Linked DNA regions of Mus musculus: region 1 is linked to region 2. Evidence: chromatin contacts called from ENCODE POLR2A ChIA-PET data. All regions are on one chromosome and are shown on one strand. Each heading gives the region's core, a stretch centred on a gene start or an enhancer-like site at or near the end of the contact. The rest is flanking DNA. Distances are from core to core; before and after follow the strand shown.

The links. ChIA-PET counts read pairs that join two places held with the same protein, here RNA polymerase II (POLR2A).
Region 1: POLR2A ChIA-PET joins it to region 2 with 41 read pairs in Patski. The contact joins the promoter of Nub1 here to the promoter of Smarcd3 in region 2. POLR2A ChIA-PET finds 5 or more read pairs at or near these places in 4 of 5 experiments (Patski and embryonic stem cell).

The regions. Positions count from the first base shown.
Region 1 is chr5:24,684,403-24,687,102 of GRCm38, reverse strand. It overlaps Nub1 (negative regulator of ubiquitin-like proteins 1), which reads right to left and starts at 1,288. Exons shown (of 15, transcript NM_016736.3): 1 at 1,081-1,288.
Region 2 is chr5:24,600,561-24,603,260 of GRCm38, reverse strand. Smarcd3 (SWI/SNF related, matrix associated, actin dependent regulator of chromatin, subfamily d, member 3) reads left to right here and starts at 1,259. Exons shown (of 13, transcript NM_025891.3): 1 at 1,259-1,480. The coding sequence starts at 1,403.

The sequences.
Region 1 (2,700 bases), core at 39-2,538, 84 kb before region 2:
CTGTTGCTAGGTCTGCATCACGTAATATTTATTTATTTATTTATTTAGGTTTTTTGAGACAGGGTTTCTCTGTATAGCCCTGGCTGTCCTGGAACTCACTTTGTAGACCAGGCTGGCCTCGAACTCGGAAATCCCCCGCCTCTGCCTTCCAAGTGCTGGGATTAAAGGCGTGCGCCACCACGCCCGACTAAGTTTTTTTGTTTTTGTTTTGTTTTTTTTAAAACCATGACAGAGTCTCACTACTCAGCTCTGTCCTGGAACTTACTATGTAGACCAGGCTGGACTTGAACTCACAGAGATCACCTGATCATCTCTGCCTCCTAAATGCTGGGGCTAAAGGTATGCCATGCCCAGATTAACATAAAGATTTAATGTTGAACAAAATTAAACCACCGGCTTGATTATAGTTTTGCTCGCCTTTAGCGAATTCCAGGACAACCAGAGCTACATAGTGAGTCACCATCTCAAAAAAATTAATTAATTAAATTAAACCACTGTATTCAAACCTATGAAAATCCAGTTACAGGTACCAGAATGACATGTGTTAGGTCAAAAGGAAGAAAATCTAACAGCCCAGTTTTCAATTTTAATTGGAGAACTGTTTCATGTGTGTTGCTGGGCGTTCCAACGCAGAAAACACGTAAATCATCAAGATCAGCGCTCTGAACCGAAAGTGAAACCTTAGGCATCAATGTTGAAAATACCACTTTCACTTGTAGATCAATCGAGATTGCATACAACCTTACGCACATTCAACACGTTCCCTCTCGGGGAAATGACATGCCATTAGGGCCTCCTATTTAAAAGCAAGGGAAGGAGGCGAGGACAAGTGTGGGTCCAGAAAGCTTGCGTTCTCACACCCCGCGTTCCGCTGTCAGCCCCGGCAGTCAGCTCATCCAAACTCAAGCTGCTGGCTGGTGTCCATCCCTTCCCCTCCGCCCCGCCGCGACCCCCTCCCGCTTCCGCCCCAGCCCGCCTCGCCGCGTCCGCCTGGCCGCTCCTGCCCACCGAGCCCACGGCCGCCCCGGCCGCGCTACCAGGCCCAGGCCCAAGGCCCGGTCGCTGCCGCAGCCGTCTCACCTGCGCCACTGCCGAGCCAGCTGCGACCTGCCGAGTGCCCGGATGCGGCAAAGGCCGCCGTTTGTTTTCATTCCGGGTGAGGCCGGCCCCGCCCCCGGCTCCGCCCCCTCGCGCTGTCCGGAAGGCCGGTCGAGGACCGGAGCTGCATGGAAGGGTGGGGCCAAGGGGCTTGAAGGGCGATCTGAAGCATCGAACGGAAGGAAGCCCTGAAAACGCGGCTGTGGGCGGGGCTAGTATTTAATGGGCGGGGCTGATATGGGGCGGGACAACAGAGTAGATGGAAATAGGGAGAGTGTAGCTAGGGCGGGGCTGACGTGTAAGGGGGAAGAGAGACAAAGTGGTTGGGGCGAGGGCCGCGCTGAGGGTCAGGCGATCTGTGGGCGGGGCTGGTAGTTTGCGGTGGAGCGGATGTGGGACCGGGCGAGGAGGAAGATGGAGGCAAGGGCCGACTGTAGGTGGAGCTGTTAGGTGGAAAGGCAAGGCTAAAACTGGTCAAAAGCGGTGGGAGGGGGTCTGCTGTGCAGGGGGAAGAGGCGTGGTGAGGAATGGAAGTGAGGCAATGCTAGTCTTCAATCACGAGGTCTTCGGACCACTCCCAGACCGAGTTTTTCAGAGTCAGAGGAAAATGAGTCTGCCTTTATTTATTCCCCAAAAGCCTTGACAGAGCAAGACCTGTTTTCCTGAACCTTTTCTCGTCTTCCCTCTACTAGGCCTAGGGGATCCCCTAGACTAAAGGATTCTCACACTACCCTCCACAATCCCACCAGGATCCCCGCTCATGGTGAAGTTAGGTACGCTACCCATGCCTCCCTCCAGCGGCTACTCCCACCATGAGTACAGTAGATAGAGACATCTGCTTTGCTCAGCGCTGTGAAAAATGCATGTGCCCTTATGTCTATGTAAGGGAACAATCCAAACGGGCATAAAAAAATGAAGACGCCGGGCAGTGGTGGCGCACGCCTTTAATTCCAGCACTTGGAAGGCAGAGGCGGGGGATTTCTGAGCTCGAGGCCAGCCTGGTCTACAGAGTGAGTTCCGGAAAGCCAGGGCTAAACAGAGAAACCCTGTCTCAAAAAGACCAAAAACCAAAAACCAAAAAAAAAAAAAAAAAAAAAGGCCTTTTTTTTTTTAAATACTATGAGAAAAGAAACAATGCTCTGGTGTTGAGCCCCATCTTGCTGCAGACTGTGAGAGGAGGCCTGAGCAAGCCTGCAGGAGCCTAAGCAACCAGGAACCCCAGCGAGGAGTTTGCCAATTGCCAGCCTGCCAGTGAAGCTAGATCCATCATTCAACACCCGCTTCCCACACACGTACTGGAGAACCCAGAGCAGGCCTGCTTAGTCAGTCCAAAAATGCCTGGCCTCACTGTGAATCAGGAACTAAACAAATTGTTATTATGATAAGGATCAGATTTGCAAGTTGTTTGTTATGCCCTCCAAACTGACAAAGCTTTCAGAACCAAACAAAAGAAAGTGACTGTAAACCCAAGAAAACTGTATCTGTAGATAACTGTTTCCACTCTAAGGAAATTGATTAGTTCCAGCACAATCACGACTATATAGAGAAACCCTGTCTCAAAAAACAAAGAAACAAAGAAACAAAAAACTGCCAGGCGTGGTG
Region 2 (2,700 bases), core at 10-2,509:
CAGCCCCAGCTAGCCCATAAACCTGACCCTTGATTGTCCTGAAACCCGCGGACTCCTCCTTCAGAAGGTGGGGACAGGCGTGGCTTGTGGAATGGGCGGAGCTTGGGCTCAACCTAGGGATCTCAGGATTTGTCCCCTCCTTTCTGTTCTTCCTCCCCTCCAGGGATGGCCAGTTCTATCCACACTGTCCCATTTAGGGTTTCCTCGTCTTCCTACCCCACACTCCTGCTTTCTCTTCGGTTCTGGGGCGGACTTCACCAATCCCGAGCTCTCTGGGTCTCCGCGCCAAAGCCATCAAGCCCTGCTTGCCTCACCCTTTCCTCCTACCCACCCAAGTACCCACCCTGGATCCGCGCCATTCCTCACAATGTACTCCTCCTGTTCTCATGAGTCCAGTCCATGTCCCCTTTTCGGAAATATTTCCCCTATTGCCCTCACTTTCTCGCACAGAGACAAACAAAGACTCACAAGCCCAGAAATAGACTCCAACAGAGCTGAAAGACACAGGCCGTGTCCTGCCCCGCACGCACGCGCGCAGGCTCGGCGGCTCTTGTGAAGGGAAGCACACAGACTGGGCGTTTGTCAGTGCACGCACATAAACATCCACACCCACAGCCTCTGCGCCGTGCCACAAAAGGGTGCAGACACACGGTGTGCGAGACAAGGGCACACACATCTGCGGGCGCCCGGGAGCCCGCCTAGCCCGGCACACCCACCGCGCTGGCCCTGGGACAGGAGCAAGGCCTGCTTCGGGCTCGGGTTCCCCCCCAGATTCCTTCCAGCAAATGTTTCCCTACTTGGCCTGCCTGGTCCCAGGGGAAAGGGCCTCAGAAATGCTGCAGGAGCCACTTGGGGGAAAAAAGTTGGAACTGTCTGTTCCCTGCCTGGCCATGTCGGCGAATTCCCTAACCGAGAAACTATTTGTGGCGAGGGCAGAGTGGCTGGCGAGCCCCTTGTCACCTCCCGTGGTGTTCCCTCCCCGAGCCGCCACCGATGGGCCCCGGGCGGCCTGGGCGCAGCGCAGCTGCCCATCGCGCAGCCTCCGGGCAGATCGGCTCGTCTCGCCGCTTCTGTGCGCCGCTTGGACCACGCGGAGTGCACAGGAGGGCCGCTCCGTCCCCGGCGCGTCGCAGGCAGACCCCGGGCCGCCGGACTATTTCTGTCTTATCAGTGCAGGAATGCGGCAGCCGCGGCGGCGGCGGCGGCGGGCGGGCGGCGGCGGCGGCGTGGGCCGTGGGCCGTCAGGGCAGCCCTGAAGGGGCCCCCTCCCCACTCCGCTCGAGTAGAAGTGTGAGAGAGCCCAGCAGGACTCAGAGGGGAGAGTTGGAGGAAAAAAAAGGCAGAAAAGGGAAAGAAAGAGGAAGAGAGAGAGAGAGTGAGAGGAGCCGCTGAGCCCACCCCGATGGCCGCGGACGAAGTTGCCGGAGGGGCGCGCAAAGCCACGAAAAGCAAACTTTTTGAGTTTCTGGTCCATGGGGTGGTGAGTGGGGGAAAGTTAGCGGGGGAGGGTGAGCGAGCTGGCTCGGGCTGAATGGAGGGATGATCGGGAGGGGCCGCCGGCGCGCTCCGGCTCTCCCACCCCTTTGGTTGAGGGGCGCACGGTCACGGCCCAACCCTGGGACCTTGCGGGCGCCCTGGCATCCGAACACGTCGCCAAGCGGTCGGCTGGGGATGGGCGCGCGGCGGCCGGGAAGAGAGGCGTCGGCTTGGGTTCTTCTCAGGGGCAAGGGGTGGGATGTGGGCACCGTGCCTCCCCCAAGAGGGGGGTCCCCTCTGTAACTGACATGTCTCACATTCTTTTACTGGTGGGCTCAGGTGTTACCCCTGCCCTGGGGGTGGGGGTGGGGTGGTGACTCGAACACACAGCTAGGGCAGGGCTGCCTGTTGTCCCTGTTCATCCTTTGGGACAGGGTCACTCCGACTAGGTCTGAGCAGCTAGGAGCAGGTGACCTAAGAGCAAAAGCTCTCTGCTGAACAACCTCTGCATCCTAGCAGGAGGGCCTTGAGGACTTGGCCCTGCTGTCAGAGCTGAGAAGGGTCTACTTGTGAGACCTCAAGTTAAGCAGTCAGAAGATCTCCTTGGCAGGCTCAGCCACCAGAAGTTGATGACCTTAACACCTCAAAGGTGTGAAGGAGGGGCAGGAGTTGGGGACATGAGGCCTAGAAACCAAAGGGATAGTACTATACCGTTCTAACACACACACACACACACACTCACACACTCACGAAGACATGTGAGGAGTCTGAGGGTACCCAGGAACCTATTGAGGTGGAGAGCCTGCTGTGAGGAGCTCTAAGCCTGGGCATATGGAGGGAAGAGTCAGTCATATTTACTATGGCCAAATTTGGTTGTGACTCCAGGAAGCACCATTTCAGTGAGAGGCAAGGGCCCCCAGAATCTGACCCTTATGAGGCTGTTACTGATGGCAGGCTCCTGGGGGCCCCTAGAAGCCTTCTTCTCAGGGCCTCATTAGACCCAACAGTATCAGTGGCCTTGATGAATAGGAGAGTGGCTGATAGGGAAGAGGGCTTCTCTGTGGCAGCCTGTTCTCTAGCCATAGGGATCTCTGGGGTATAAATTCCAAGGCAGCCCTATGGGTTAGTGGAGTTACCAATCCTGACCTAGCTGCTTAAGAGTAGTTGCTTTAAAGACTACCATCCAGTGAAGAGGCTCTGCATATGGAATTGAATGTGGTCAAC